Regions from separate parts of the Homo sapiens genome. Here region 2 is linked to region 1. The links are chromatin contacts, found by Hi-C or POLR2A ChIA-PET in ENCODE. All regions are on one chromosome and are shown on one strand. The core of a region is the stretch at or near the end of the contact, and the rest is flanking DNA. Distances in the headings are between cores, read along the strand shown. Region 1 has its middle 46 kb from the start of CHST2. Region 2 overlaps SLC9A9 (solute carrier family 9 member A9).

The links. Hi-C counts contacts between places; a loop is a spot of excess contacts on that map. ChIA-PET counts read pairs that join two places held with the same protein, here RNA polymerase II (POLR2A). Pooled maps may share reads with other maps.
Region 2: a loop to region 1 is called in a pooled map, with 2.6 times the contacts of the local background. The contact joins two enhancer-like sites. A Hi-C loop is called at or near these places in 5 of 50 pooled maps. POLR2A ChIA-PET finds 5 or more read pairs at or near these places in 2 of 52 experiments (PC-9 and activated B cell).

Annotation. Positions count from the first base shown.
Region 1 is chr3:143,162,077-143,169,117 of GRCh38, reverse strand. No RefSeq gene overlaps it. Among named protein-coding and RNA genes, the nearest start is that of CHST2, 46 kb to the right of the region's middle. Within about 2 kb of position 4,082, at least 4 of the 41 ENCODE cell types and tissues checked have a DNase peak (open chromatin) inside an H3K27ac peak, as active enhancers do.
Region 2 is chr3:143,821,871-143,828,911 of GRCh38, reverse strand. The region is part of intron 2 of SLC9A9 (solute carrier family 9 member A9); the gene reads left to right. Among named protein-coding and RNA genes, the nearest start is that of SLC9A9, 23 kb to the left of the region's middle. Within about 2 kb of position 2,536, at least 5 of the 41 ENCODE cell types and tissues checked have a DNase peak (open chromatin) inside an H3K27ac peak, as active enhancers do.

The DNA.
Region 1 (7,041 bases), core at 2,833-5,332:
ACACAACTTCACAAATCCCAAAACATTCCAGTCACCGTCAGTTCAACAAACAAGCTCATTCTGATCATCAAGACTCACTTTCAGGCCCAGTCCAGTCTGAATCAAAATATCCATCCCATGGATCCATCCCATGGGATTCAATACTCAGCCTTCTCACCCTCAACACCCAACCCATCCCACCCAGCCTTGCCCTGACCCACATGGAGATGGAGAGTGGTCTGCACTTCCACTGCCCCTTTACAGCATCTCCACCTTCAGCCGTCCCTCCTCCAGGTTAGAGCAGGGAAAAGGATAATGGTGCAAAGTGGGCACACAAGCTTCCTGACTGGTGCTCTTACAACCCAGTTTGGTGGCCTCGGGAAGCTCCCACACTAGGCTCAGGAGGAAGAACCAAACCCTTCTCCCCCAGAGTGTATGATTCATTTCCTTGATCATGCCCCTTGAATCTTTATCTTCTCTTTGCACAAGTTGGAGGTATTTGTTGAGCTAAAGATCACAGTGCTGGTTTGGTCACCTCTTAGATGTTACAGGGACCTATCAAGCAGCAATTCCCTAGGAGCTTCTTATCCAATCATTATTGGCTTTGGGGCTTTAACTGAATATTTCAAGATAGCAAAAGTGTCATTCAACATCTGTTATGTACACAGATTACCACCCACTACTTATAATAAACCATTTCTCTCCCTTTCATTCATAAAATCATGTCAAATGCAAGTCAAAGAGAATGAAATTATTATACAGAAATCTGAATCTGCTCTAATTTATGTTTTAAAATATATTATTCACAAACTTGGATGCTTGAAGCATGACTAATAACAAGTTTCTTTTGACACACCTCAAAAGCGATGCTTTGCTACATATATGGAGCCCTTCCTTTGCTCAGGGAATTATAATCATATGCCAGTGTGACTAACTGGAATAATGGAAGAGAGGTCCATTTATAGGTATATATAAGTTCTAGGATGTCAGTATTAAGCAACAGTGTGTATTACTAAATCTCATATCATGTGGGCAGGGAAGAAATCTGGCTCATTGCACCTGACATCCCTGATTCACTTCTCTGACTGAGGCAGGAAGGAAAACAATGGAGAAAAAGACAGTGGGAAAAGGCAACAGCAAAGAGCATGTGGCATGGGAGTGGCACCAGTGGCTTCACACGTGCAACCCCACAGCACACTTTGTAGCATTTTCCAGCCACGGTCCTCGGGTTGTGAATACCTTTGGTCTCCATGGCCCCCTGTGTGGTGACCAGCATTATGGGCATTGTCTGAAAGTCGGCCTCAAATTCACTAGCGCTTGAACACAAATACCCATCTTCACCCCTTGGTCTCTTGAAGATTAGGGTCTTAATCTTCACAGTAAATTATTAGAAGATTGGGGCAGCTGCAATATACATTAACCTGTGCTTCTGCAAGCCAGGGAGGTTGACGGAGGGTCACCAATTTTTGTCAATTTCCTGGACTCCTCTCGATTACAGTCATGTGTTGCTTAATGATGGGGATATATTCTGAGAAATGCAGCATTAAGCTATTTCATCACTGGGCAAACATCATAGAGTGTACTTATACAAGCCTAGATGGTAGAGCCTACTGCACACCTAGGCTATACCATATAGCCTATTGCTCCTGAGCTACAAATCTGCACAGCATGTTACTGTGCCGAATACTGTAGGCAACTGTAACACAATGGTGTTTGTGTATCTAACCATATCTAAACATAGAAAAGACACAGTAGAAATACAGTGTAAAAGATTAAAAATGGTGCACACCTGTGTAGGGCAGAGTGGAGCTTACAGGACTGAAAGTTGCTCTGAGTGGATCAGTGAAGGAGTGGTGAGTGAATGTGAAGACCTAGGACACGGCTGTACACTACTGTAGACTTTAGAAACACTGTACACTTGGGCTACATGAAATTTATAAAAAACACTTTTCCTTCTTCAATAACAAGTTAACCTTAGCTTACTGTAAATTTTTTGTTTTATAAACTTTTCCATTTTTTTAACTTTTTTACTCTTTTGTAATAACACTTAGCTTAAAACACAAACACATTGTACAGCTGTACAAAGATGTTTTCTTTCTTTATATCCTGATTCTATAGGTTTTTTCTACTTCAAATTTATTTATTTTTTTTACTTTTTAAACTTTTTTGTTAAAAACTAAGACAAACATACCCATGATCCTAGGCCTACAGAGGGTCAGGATCTTCCATATCACTGCCTTCCACCTCCACATCTTGTCCCACTGGAAGGTCTTCACGGGCAATAACACACATGGAGCTGTCATCTCCTGCGATAATAATGCCTTCTGGAATTCCTCATGAAGGACCAGCCTGAGGCTGTTTTACAGTTAACTTTTCTTTTATAAGTAAAACTACACTCTAAAACAATGATTACAAGTATAGAATAGTAAATACAGAAACCAGTAATATAGTTGTTGATTATCATTGTCAGGCATTATGTACTGGACATAATTGTATAGACTATACTTTTATAGGACTAGTAGTGCAGTAGGTTTGTTTACACCAGCATCACCGCAAACATGTGAGTAATGCATTGCACTGTGGCCCTAGGATGGCCACAACATCACTAGGCAATAGAATTTTTCAGCTCCATTATAATCTTATGAGAACCGTTACATATATGGTCCATCGTTGACAGAAATATTGTTTTGCAGTACATGACTGTATCTAAAACATTTAGAATCACAGGTCTATCAATCAGTCAATAAACATCTAGGAAGCACCCAATAGGTGCAAAGCCTTGTGAGACCCCCCCAGGTCTATGAGAAAGTACAAGCCAGTCGATCTCTAAGACTACGGAGATTGGACTCCTATCTAATGATACTACAGCTCACAGCATATCCTCTTTGGGAATGGATTTCAGAATATGGTGTGGATCCGGAGAAAAAGAAAGAAAGGAGGAAGCTCATTGCGAGGTAGAAGAGATAATAAATTTTTAGCAGAAAATGCTTGGAAGATAGTTAGAAATTAGGAACTATGAAGAATTCAGATTTTTTTTTCTTTTATTACTATACTTTAAGTTTTAGGGTACATGTGCACATTGTGCAGGTTAGTTACATATGTATACATGTGCCACGCTGGTGCGCTGCACCCACTAACTTGTCATCTAGCATTAGGTATATCTCCCAATGCTATCCCTCCCCCCTCCCCCCACCCCACAACAGTCCCCAGAGTGTGATGTTCCCCTTCCTGTGTCCATGTGATCTCAGATTTTTAAGAGAAGGCAGATCCACTGATATGACGACTTCTGAAACTGGGAAGTATGACTCATGAACAAGTCAGATTCTTCCATTCAACAGATTGAGCTGAGTGACTTCTAGGTCCTTGCTACTCAAAGCATGGGTCACAGACCAGCAGCAACAGCATTACCTGGGAACTTGTTAGAAATGCAGATTCTCAAGCCCCAGAAATAATGAATTAGAATCTGCATTTTAACAAGATCCCCAGGTGATTTACATGCATTATGAAGTTTTAGAAGTACTTGTCTCAGTGCCAAGCATTTACTATACACATGTTTACAAAAGGAGACAAGGAAATCTGCTTGAGGAGACCATTCTGAGCTGCTAGTAAGGAACTGGCCCAAATTTGTCCTTCTCTACAAATCTAGAGAATTTTCAAGTGCCTGCTGCCTCCCACCTGGCACCCAGTTCCTTCAGTGGGAGCCATTGATTGGTACAGCTGCCTTAGAATTCAAGAGAGCTCTTTTCTCAGCCACTGAAACAAGAAGAGCGATGTTGAATCAGAACTCATTTTGCCCACAGGACAGTGTTTATAATGTGCTGTTATGTGTTGACATTATTTACACTTCCAACTTAATTTATATAAAGTATTTATATTTCCAAAAAAGATCTGCAACAACTTATAACAAGAGATATATTCAATAAGGCCATTCAAATGCAAAACCAACAACAAAAAAATCAGAAGGACAGGAAAAAGAAGATGCAAAAAGGAAATGTTTCAAGCATCTTGGGTATTATGGTTATTTAGAGTTAGCAATAGACATAGCTCTGAGTTTGCTGGTAGCCAACGCAAAGCGAAAACAGGAGGAGTTATGAAACTCTCATTATGTGAAACATATTACTCAACGGAGGCAAGAAAAGAGATATTTTTGAAATGCCCTGATATCAGTGTCAACAGGAAGAAGTTCAGTATTTGGAGAAAGAAAGATTAAAGGAAAAATTCTGGCCCCAAAAATCTTCACACACACACACACACACACACACACACACACACGCGCGCACACACACGCGCGCACACACACACACACACACACTTACTTCGCATAGGTCTCCAGTAAATGTTTTGCATTTTTACTATAAATTCAACGCTGGTGCTCAAATTTAGAAAATATTTCTCTCTTGTCTTCTCCCTTACATACTTACAATTTAAAACCCTGGGATTTTCAAAGCACCGTCAAGTTTTACATCTTGTTTGGCCTTCACATCAGTCTTCTGAAATTACTTCCTCCATTGCACTATAAGGAAAGCAGGCCCAGAAAGGTTCTCTTACTGCCTAACATCCAGAAGTTAGTCTGGAATCCATTTCCCCCAAAACCCAGGCTTGATCCTCAGTGTCCTTAATACTACAAGCTGCCCTTTCTTGGAGGTCAAGATTTAATTCCATTGAACTCTCTGAAAATCTCATTTCCAGCTACCAAATGGCAGACTCTTAAGGGAAGTGACTCTTTAAGGCAAGCAGAAGATGGATCTATAATATATTGCAAGACCAGCAAGTGCCTACACTTAGGAAGCTCACTCTTAAAAGGGTCACTAGGAAAGGACTCTCTATCTAAAATGTGCCTCCATCTATGTGCTTGATAGTGCCAGTTAAAACCCTAAGAGGAGGTTTCAAAGTCTAAAATAACTCTGAGAAGGGGAAGGGAATAAGTATGTCTACCATAATCAAAGAAAAACAGCCAAGAAGAATGAAAAAGACCTCTGCTGGGATCGGCCATTCAGTGACAAGCTTGTCTCGCCAGAATATAACTCAAGGAAAGGTGTCAACATCAAAACTGAGATCTCAGAAAAACAGCATGAGGATGAACTGTGCAGTGAGGTAGCTAATCCACACAGCGGATGACAACAGAGGCTCAGAATACAAATAATGCTGTCTCTGCTGGAGGGAGAACCCCAGCACCATTCACTTCCAGAAGGAAACTCTTAGTGTGTCCCTGCCAGGAAAACTGAGCCAAACACAAAAAAACCTCCAGTTTCTTCTCTCCTTACACTAATCCACCACTCAGGCAAACAAACTGGAAACCTGGAGCTCTGAATAACAGATACCAGTTCAAGATGCTACTTTGGGATAAAGCGAATCTGCTCTGTGGTCTGTTTAGCAACTAATCACATTTCCTTTTTTTGTTGCTATGGCAAGGAAGCTCAGAGCCAAATCCGTTGCCTGCCTATAGCAAGGGTTCAGGACCAACTGATGTCTCTTTCTTTGTAGTTTTGGTTTTATATTTGTTTCCTATACTAATTTGTCTAAAGGCTGGCATATTTTTATAAGCCACATTAAACTGGCTTTGGAATGAGATAGGATAAAGATGATAGATAAACAGGAAGAAGGGAGGGAGAGAAGGAAGGAAGGAAGGAACATCCATATTATGTGCATGTATATCTAGATGAGAGAGAAAGATTTGATTCCTGAACAATTATCCAGAAAGACTGTCTGGGCAAAGTGCATCATTGGGGGTAAGAGAATGAGAACATCACAGCATCTGGCCAGAGTCCTGTGTGAGTCCCATAGGACCCTGACAGGCAAAAGAGATGGTTGACAGAGCCACTGGCTTAATGGGGTAGGAGGTCAAAACTAAAATGCCTAGTGTTGTTGTTCATGCCTGTATTACCCACAGCCACTATTAATGAGGAGGTACCATGTACTGTGTACTTTCCCACGCTGTCTTTTTTTATTTAGGAATAATTTACACACAATAAAATACACAGCACCATTTGTTGAAAAGACCATATTTTCTCCCATTGAACTAACTTGGCACCTCCATCAATCCATGCTTTCCTACTTAATCTTTACAGCAACCCTGTAGTGTCTTTCCCCTCTTTTAGATACTGAGAAACTGAAGCTCAGAAAGATGAAGTGACTTACAAATGTCACACAACTTCTAAAATGAGGCGTGTGATTCATACTCAAGTCTTACTGTATATCAAGGCCATCCTTTCAGACATTATACTCTATAGCCTTCAGCCTTCAAAGACCCAGGAGGACTTCCCTAACATATCTCATCTTCCTCTGTCTCATTTTTCTAAATTCCAGTTCCACTCGGACTTTGCATTTAGCTACGGTGATGGTGGTCATTATAGCGACTTGCATCATTTTCTAATTGATTCCTATGTCAACTCCCAAAACTTTTTCTCCCCTTTTCAACAATATTGTTTTGAAGTTAGCCAAGCCAGGTTTTAAATTTCTGTCTTCCCTATCACCAAGCACAGTGCTGGGTACACAGTAGGTGCTCAATAAATTCTTTTTCTGAATGGGAAAGTGAATGTTCATTTGAACAGTGAGTCTTGTGCCCCTCCTACCCTGTTCAAGGTACTTTAACTTTTAGGTTAAGTCTCACCAGATCCAGACTCAGTTCACCCAGAAATGAAGACAGTTGCTGCTCTCTCAGGCACAGATGCAGAAAAGGATTTCCAAAGACAAGAGGACAGTCCCTTCATTGCCCCAGTCCCCAAGTGTTCAGATGGGTTTATGCCCCCAGCTATTTGGATAGCCAGGTGATACTACAGATTAGCAGAAGAATGGTGGATTTTTGAAACCCAAGGGAATGAATTTCAAGAAGCTTTCAAACTGCCAAATAGTTCATAAGCAAAACTAAAGTTATATTTTGACAAATACAATGACTTTTCCCCCACAACACATTTCCTTTTCTTTCTTTTTTTTTCTTTTTCTTTTTTTTTTTTTTTTTTTTTTTTTTTTGAGATGGAGTTTCGCTCTGTCTTCCAGGCTGGAATGCAGTGGCGCGATCTCTACTCACTGCAACCTCCACCTCCCAGGTTCAAGCGATTCTCT
Region 2 (7,041 bases), core at 1,287-3,786, 660 kb before region 1:
GGGCAAATGAGTTAGGGATTTTAGTCCTACTTCGAGTTCAGGTGAAATGGTGAGGAGAGAGATGCTGCGTTTGTTCTTCTTTACTTCACATCCACTGCTGCAGATCTACCAGCCCCTTATTTTGTTCACTCAACACAACAAGAACTTTTTTCTTCAGGACCTCTGTACCTGTCATTCCTTTCACCTAAAATGGCCTCACGTCTACCCTTTGAATATCAGCCTCCTTCACATTACTAGAGTTTTGGCTTGAAGTACCATCTTTTCAGAGAGGGCTTACCCATTTTCTCACACTGTATCCTCCCTCCCTTCTCTTCTCTCTCTCTCTCTCTGTGTGTGTGTGTGTGTGTTGGGGTAGGTATGTGCTTGTTTCTTTCTCTCTTATTTCATAGTACTTGACATCATCTGAAATTATACATGTATTTGCTTGCTTTTTGTTTATTAGCATTCTTACATTGCTTATTGTCCATTAGACTGTAAACTTCACAAAGGCAGGGACCATACCTTTTTTACTGACCAATGTATCCCCAAAGCCTATCCTGGTGCCCCATGCCTAATAGCTGCTAAACAATGAATGAATGAATAAATAATTGATGAGTCTGAGATCTTGGCAGAGCACATATGGCTAGAGAAACATACAGTATTTAGAAATTATCATTCTTGGAGTTGGTAGAATTGTAGTGTCCTGGATGCTTAATGTTTGTAGACACCTGAGACATTCTTTAATCTTAGCTGTGCATATATGGATAATACATTAATGTCCAGAGAAAATACATGGTGAGTTCAGGGTCCCACTACTGGTTAGAGAAGAGATAGAACTTGGACTATAGCACTTAATTCTGAGACCTGAGTAAATTATTATACCCCACACTACTGGACAGGCTCTCTGAGAGGCCACATGGACAGAGAAGGGCAGGGCACCTGGGGCTAAGACCTAGAGCGTTTCACAGTTAGACAGGCAGAAGGAGATGACCAGTGCTAGAAAGAGTGCAGGGAGGTCAGAGTTGAGGAAGAAGTCCGGCTCAGCAGAGTCACAGAAGCCATTAGTGTGGCCCCACTGGGTCCTTTTCCTTTGTGATATATTTTAAAGGGAGTATTTTGCCTTTGTTTCTAAAAGTTACATGATTTGAAAATGGGTTTTACTCTTAGAAAAATATAGTTTAGTGTCTTGGATGAAATTTCTGACTTCAGGATTTGGAGAGGCTGGAATGAATTCTTGTGCTATGTAATGGCCTCTTAGAAGATTTTATAAGAGCACGTGTATTTCTGGGATGGTTAGGCATTGACGTGCTTAGAGACAGAACTGGTTTGATGGCTCTGTGAGTTCCTTCCAATAAGAAGGTATAAAACTGGAAAATATGAGAGCTGTTGGCATTTATATAAACAGCAATGTACTGTGATTTTATGCCATGTTTAAACATATAAAAATTTCAGGAAACACCATATGCCAAACTTGTTTTGTTCATGCTCAACACAGATAAAAGTGTAGAAAAGAAAAAAAATATTTTCACTTAAAGATTGGTGAAAACAGTATTCTTCTATATGTTATGAGCAGACGATGAACTCAAAACAACCTTCTAAGAGGATAAAACAAGACCATGTTGCTCTGTATCTGTTCAGCCAATGTTTCCACCACCATTTGTCAAATTGTTCTGTGTATACAAGATACCTGCAACTGGTTGTAACCCTTTAGGGCCTACATCCTATTACATGATAGCTTTGCAAACATAAGTTTGTTATGTAATATTTAGGAATACCAAAATGTCTACCAAATATTTCTGCATTTTATGTCAATAGGAAGTTCAAAACCTGTTTTGAAGAGAAGATGATAAAATAACTTTCTGTTTCATACTTTCATTCATTTATTCTTTCAACACAAATGAACTGAGTCCTATCAATTTCAATTCTGAAACAAGATGTGGTCCCAAGGAGTTTAGTAGTAAATCAGAGAAAAACATAGCATATGAATAAATGAATGAGTAACACTAAAGGCACGTATCAAAAAAGTGGGACAAGAACCACAGGCGTCCAGAACAGGACAGTATGGTCTCTTATTAAGGGTAATAGGAAAGATTTCTAAGAAGGGCAGTTGATTGACTCTGATGATAGGGGTATGTGTGGTGTTGGGGGGACAGAGGGGAGGAATTCCATGCAGAAGGAAAAGCATGATATGGATGTGGGAAAAGGGGTAGACAATATTCCAGGAAAGAAAAAGCATTTCCAATTTGTTGAAGTGTGGAAGACCAGTGAAACCTAGAGCTGAAAATGAAGGCAGACCTTGATTTGGAAGCCCCTGAATGCCAGGCTGAGTAATGCCCTCTCTATTTGTAGTCAGAGGAACAGTGTAATGTTGACAAAAGCAAAAGGATAGTGTGCCTGCTGTGTACAGGGTAGAGAGTGAAAGCAAAGAGACAGATGAAGCCTAGACTTGGATGGTAACCAAGAGGTAGATGCAAGAAAAACGAGGAAGGAAGGCTGTGAAGGGCTTGGCCCAACTAGTCAGAAGAAGAGGAAAAACAGCTTCCTCTGCTACCCTGGTCATGTGGGTTCACAGAAGGGTGGTGAGGCAAAAATGTGGAAGTTAAAAGTTAGAAGAAGGAGTTGATTTGTAGGAGAAAATCACAAATCACAAATATGGTGGTTTTTTTTTTTTTTCAAGACAGAGTCTTGCTCTGTCGCCCAGGCTGCAGTACAGTGGTACGATTCCAGCTCACTGCAACCTCTGCCTCCTAGGTTCAAGCAATTCTCATGCCCTAGCCTCCCAAGTAGCTGGGACTACAGGTATGTGCCACCACGCCCAGCTACTTTTCGTATTCTTAGTAGAGATGGAGTTTCACCATGTTGTCCAGGCTGGTCTCAAACTCCTGACCTCCAGTGATCTGCCTGCCTCAGCCTCCCAAAATGCTGGGATTATAGGTGTGAGCCACAGTGCCTGGTCACAAATGTGGTTTTAAACTGATGAATGAATGAATCAATCTATTTCATCATTAATTTATTCATCATTGATTTAGCATGTTAGGTGTTTATAATACTCAGTTGGAAGGGTCAGTGGGCCATTTGGCTGGAAAAGTCTTGCAGATACAGTAGATTATCAAAAAGTTGTCAGTACAGTTAAATTTACACTTCCTATCACTCATAGATAAGTTGACTGTAATGCAAAAAGTCAAAGGAAACTACCCAGCGAAAATTTTGCCAAGTCTTCACTTCCTGTGTGACAAGTAGACACTATCGCTTGGTAAAGGAAGTTACTTTGAAGTGAGTTACACTGCTGAGCAATCTGTCCTTTCTATTCTTTCAATAAAGAGAATTGCCAAGCTGCAAATAGGTCATCAGAGCTCGTTTCAATTGTGTTGATAATACTACATATTTTAGAGCTACTTTAAGGAAGCCCTTATAGAAACAACTAACCATAAGACTTTTAAAAGTAATTTTGTTTTTGAAGAATTAAATAATTAATTTTTTGTAGCTTTAAATAAATAAATCAAAGTCCTTTTTTTTTTCTCACCATCCAACTTTTCCTAATGGTGATTTTGATTTTTCATCATTCAGAGTTTTAATTCTCATATATTTATTTGTAAACTACATTTGCATTTCTAGTCTTTTCCTTTACTTGAGCTTCAATAAGGCCAGGGGCAAACCTCTTCCTGTAACAGGAATCGCTTGAGCAGAGAGAGTCATTGGGCCATGAGATAAATATGTACAGTTAACACTAGGACACTCTTGGGGAGGATAAACAAAGGACTGAAAAGAAATTTTTTAAGAAACTTTTCTAGGCACACTGAGAGAAAGCAAGCTTCATGATGATAAATCAGCATTGGGGGTGTGGAGAAGCATTTGTAGGATACTATCAATTATTCTTCCTTTCAACAGAGAATAGGGCTCCATGATTTGTGTTTCTCTATCATGACAATTCTTGGCTCCTACCACGTGAGATGGTTCCAGAGAATGTCAAGTTTGGCAGTAAATGGGATGAGGCTGTTTGGGCGGATGCAGCTCCTTTCATCCTAAACCTTATTTAAGAGATCTGCTGTTACTAAAGAAACTAAAAATTTGTTTGCTTTAGCTGTTTTCTTCCACTTTCATTCAACATTTTTGGCAAAAAGTTGGCCTGTGAGATGACCTCAGAAATGTATTTAAAGACTCTAAATATTCCATTTGGTTTTGATTTCATCATTGAACAACACAGATTTTCTTCATTCCTTCAGTCATTCAAAAAATATTTATTTATTGAGCACTTGCCACTTGCCAGGCATTGGTTTTAGGTGCTGCAAGTATGGTAGTGAACAAAACGAAGTCCTTGTGCTCATGGGGTTTAACTTCCTGGAGGGGGATAGACAAAGGAAGTTCAGCACAAGCATTTGTAATCCAGAGCCAAGTGGAGGCAAGTGCTATGAAGAGAAGTTAGCAAAATTAGAAGGTTCGGAGTGAAGGGTCTTTAGATATGTCCTGCAGAGAAGGCCTCACTGAGGTGAATCGGAGCTGAGTCCTAATGAAGTGGGGACTATGCCATGCAGAAATCTGGAAGAAGGGAATTTCAAAGCAGAGGACAAAACTAAGTAACAGTAAGTGCCTGCTGCTTTCTGGAAGGCAGTTTTTTGTTTTTGGTTTTTTGGTTTTTTTTTCCTGCCAGCTCTTTGCCATTTTATTCATGAATATTCTAAGATCATTTTGTATATATAAAAAGTTTTAGAAAAAAATATTTTTTAAAGTAGAGAAGGGCAGAGAAGAAGAGAGAGATCATCTTGGAATAGGGATTGGAAATCTAGAAACACAGGGACACTCTGCTCCTAGGGGCAGGAAGTGCCATGAGGTACCATGGCCACTTTTGAAAGCTTGCCTTCAGAATGCACCACGCAAATACTAACTTCCAAACTTTTGATTATGCACCCACCAGTGAAATGCGTTTGAGAATATATCCATATACCTTTTTATTTACAAGTTGGATGTAAGGACTACTGTATCAATATACTCTATACATTATAAAGCAGATATCAAACTAGAATTTTTTAAAAGGATGAGATAAAATGAAATATAAACAGAAGTTCCAGTATGTCCTTTGCACACCAAAATCATCCTTTCCATTCTCTAAGATATGGACACCTCATCTTAGAGAACAATATAATATCTTATATTTTATTAAAATTTTATTTTTATTGTAACTATTAAATATTTTTGATAACATCTACCTTTAAAAATTCCACTCTTTTCTGAAATCTTTTTTAATGTTTAATTTTTAATTTATTTTTTAATTTTTTTATTTTTTATTTTTGTGGGTACATAGTAGGTATATATATTTATGGGTTACATAAAATGTTTTGATACAGGCATGCAATGTGAAATAATCACATAATGGAGAATGGGAAAGCCATCCCCTCAAGCATTTATCCTTTGTGTCTTTTCTGAAATCTTAAATTCTGTATTCTGAGTCTTGCGGCACCAGTATGTGCATGGGCTGTTGGCCTGACATGAGGATGTTCTTAGGGGCTGATTACCTCTGGGAGAACACTCATCTTCACCCCGAATGTCCCCATGCTACTCTACTACAGTATCCAGGTCTTTTGTCTCATAGGTCTGCAGTCTCATAGCTCCACCTGACATTCCCCCACTGCATTTTAGCTGAGTTGTAAGTTAATATTTACTTCTATAATGTTTTGATTCATGTCTGTCTTCTCAATGTCACTTGTCTACAGTCTCACTAGACTGTGGGCTCCAGGAGGGCAGAGACTAGGTCTGTTTAGTGGTCACATTCATTCCATGATTCCTGGCAAATGGTGAATTCTCTGTGGATCTTGATAAATGAATGGATGATGTAACCAGGTATCTATCATTCTCTGCTTGTCAGTAGCTCCTTTTTACTGCTACTCTGTCCTGTCTTAATTGCTGGCTATTTTGTAACCAAGCATCTAACCTCAGATTTCTCCTCAGGGTGAATTATGTGTGCTCTGTGATGGTTGTTTACTACTCAGAGGACTGAACTGCTAAAAAGTCTGCTCTCCAAATAATTGCGTAGGGATGGAAGGAGGCAGAGAGAGATTCAAGGCAGGGAGAGAGGGAGAGAAAAGGAGCCTGAGCAAAGAACAGAAAACAGAGAGAGAGTGGAAGGGAAAAAAGAGATTTCCCATTGTACTTTAAGTCTGAGTAAATAATATTTACAATGGATCTTTCAATTCTTTTCCCCATTGCTTTGTTCCTTCTAAAATATTAAACTGTGGCAAGAGTGCACATTTATCATTGCTGGTCTCCAGCGAGTAGTTATTTAAAGTTCCACCCAGCTGCATTTCCCTGTTCTCTCCTGAGGTCATTAGGAAGCTCCTGTTTAGTAACAGATACAGCCTGAGGTAGGCTCCACAGACAGCTGGGCACAGGAGGGGAGGGGACCTAACGAAGCTGCACATTCAGCTGGTTGTCTCTTGTTGCCTTTTAAGCTTGCCTGGAGTTATGGAGTCTCCCAGCTGCTCCCTTCACATCCATTTCTGATCACAGGACTAAGTGGGCTCTGATTTATCGAGTTCTGCCCCAGGTTGGGGTGTGTGGAGCAAGAATGTCCTGCAAATTCGAGTGGTCTTCATCTTTCTTTCTAACTGTCATATGATGGGTTCCCAGAAAAGTGGTGGACCCTCAGGTAGTGTGTAGTGAGCAGGAAGTTCATCAAGTGCCCTTGAGATTGACACCTTTCAGTAGAAGAGGAAGGAAGCCTGAGTGGGTAGAGAGAGAAATGAAGCTGAGATGCAGGCCCAACAATTGTGGCTGCCTCCTTGGGAAGCTGTGGAGCTAGAATGAGCCCTCAGAGTCATTCTCAGTTGGATTCAGAAGGCTAGGCCTCTAAAACACCAAATTGCTCTGTTCTTTGATGTGGGTCACTCTGGAAAGTGCATGACGTTGGGTGAGGTGCTTCTCTGCAGTCTTGGCAATCCCTAAAGGGACTGACAGCGCTTGCTGCAGCAAGGACAACACAGCCTTCATTGAAGGGGAGTCAGAGTGGCACAGCACAGTGCCGGGCACACTGACCCCCGCATAGGCTGGGAAGCTTTGTCTAGATTTTAA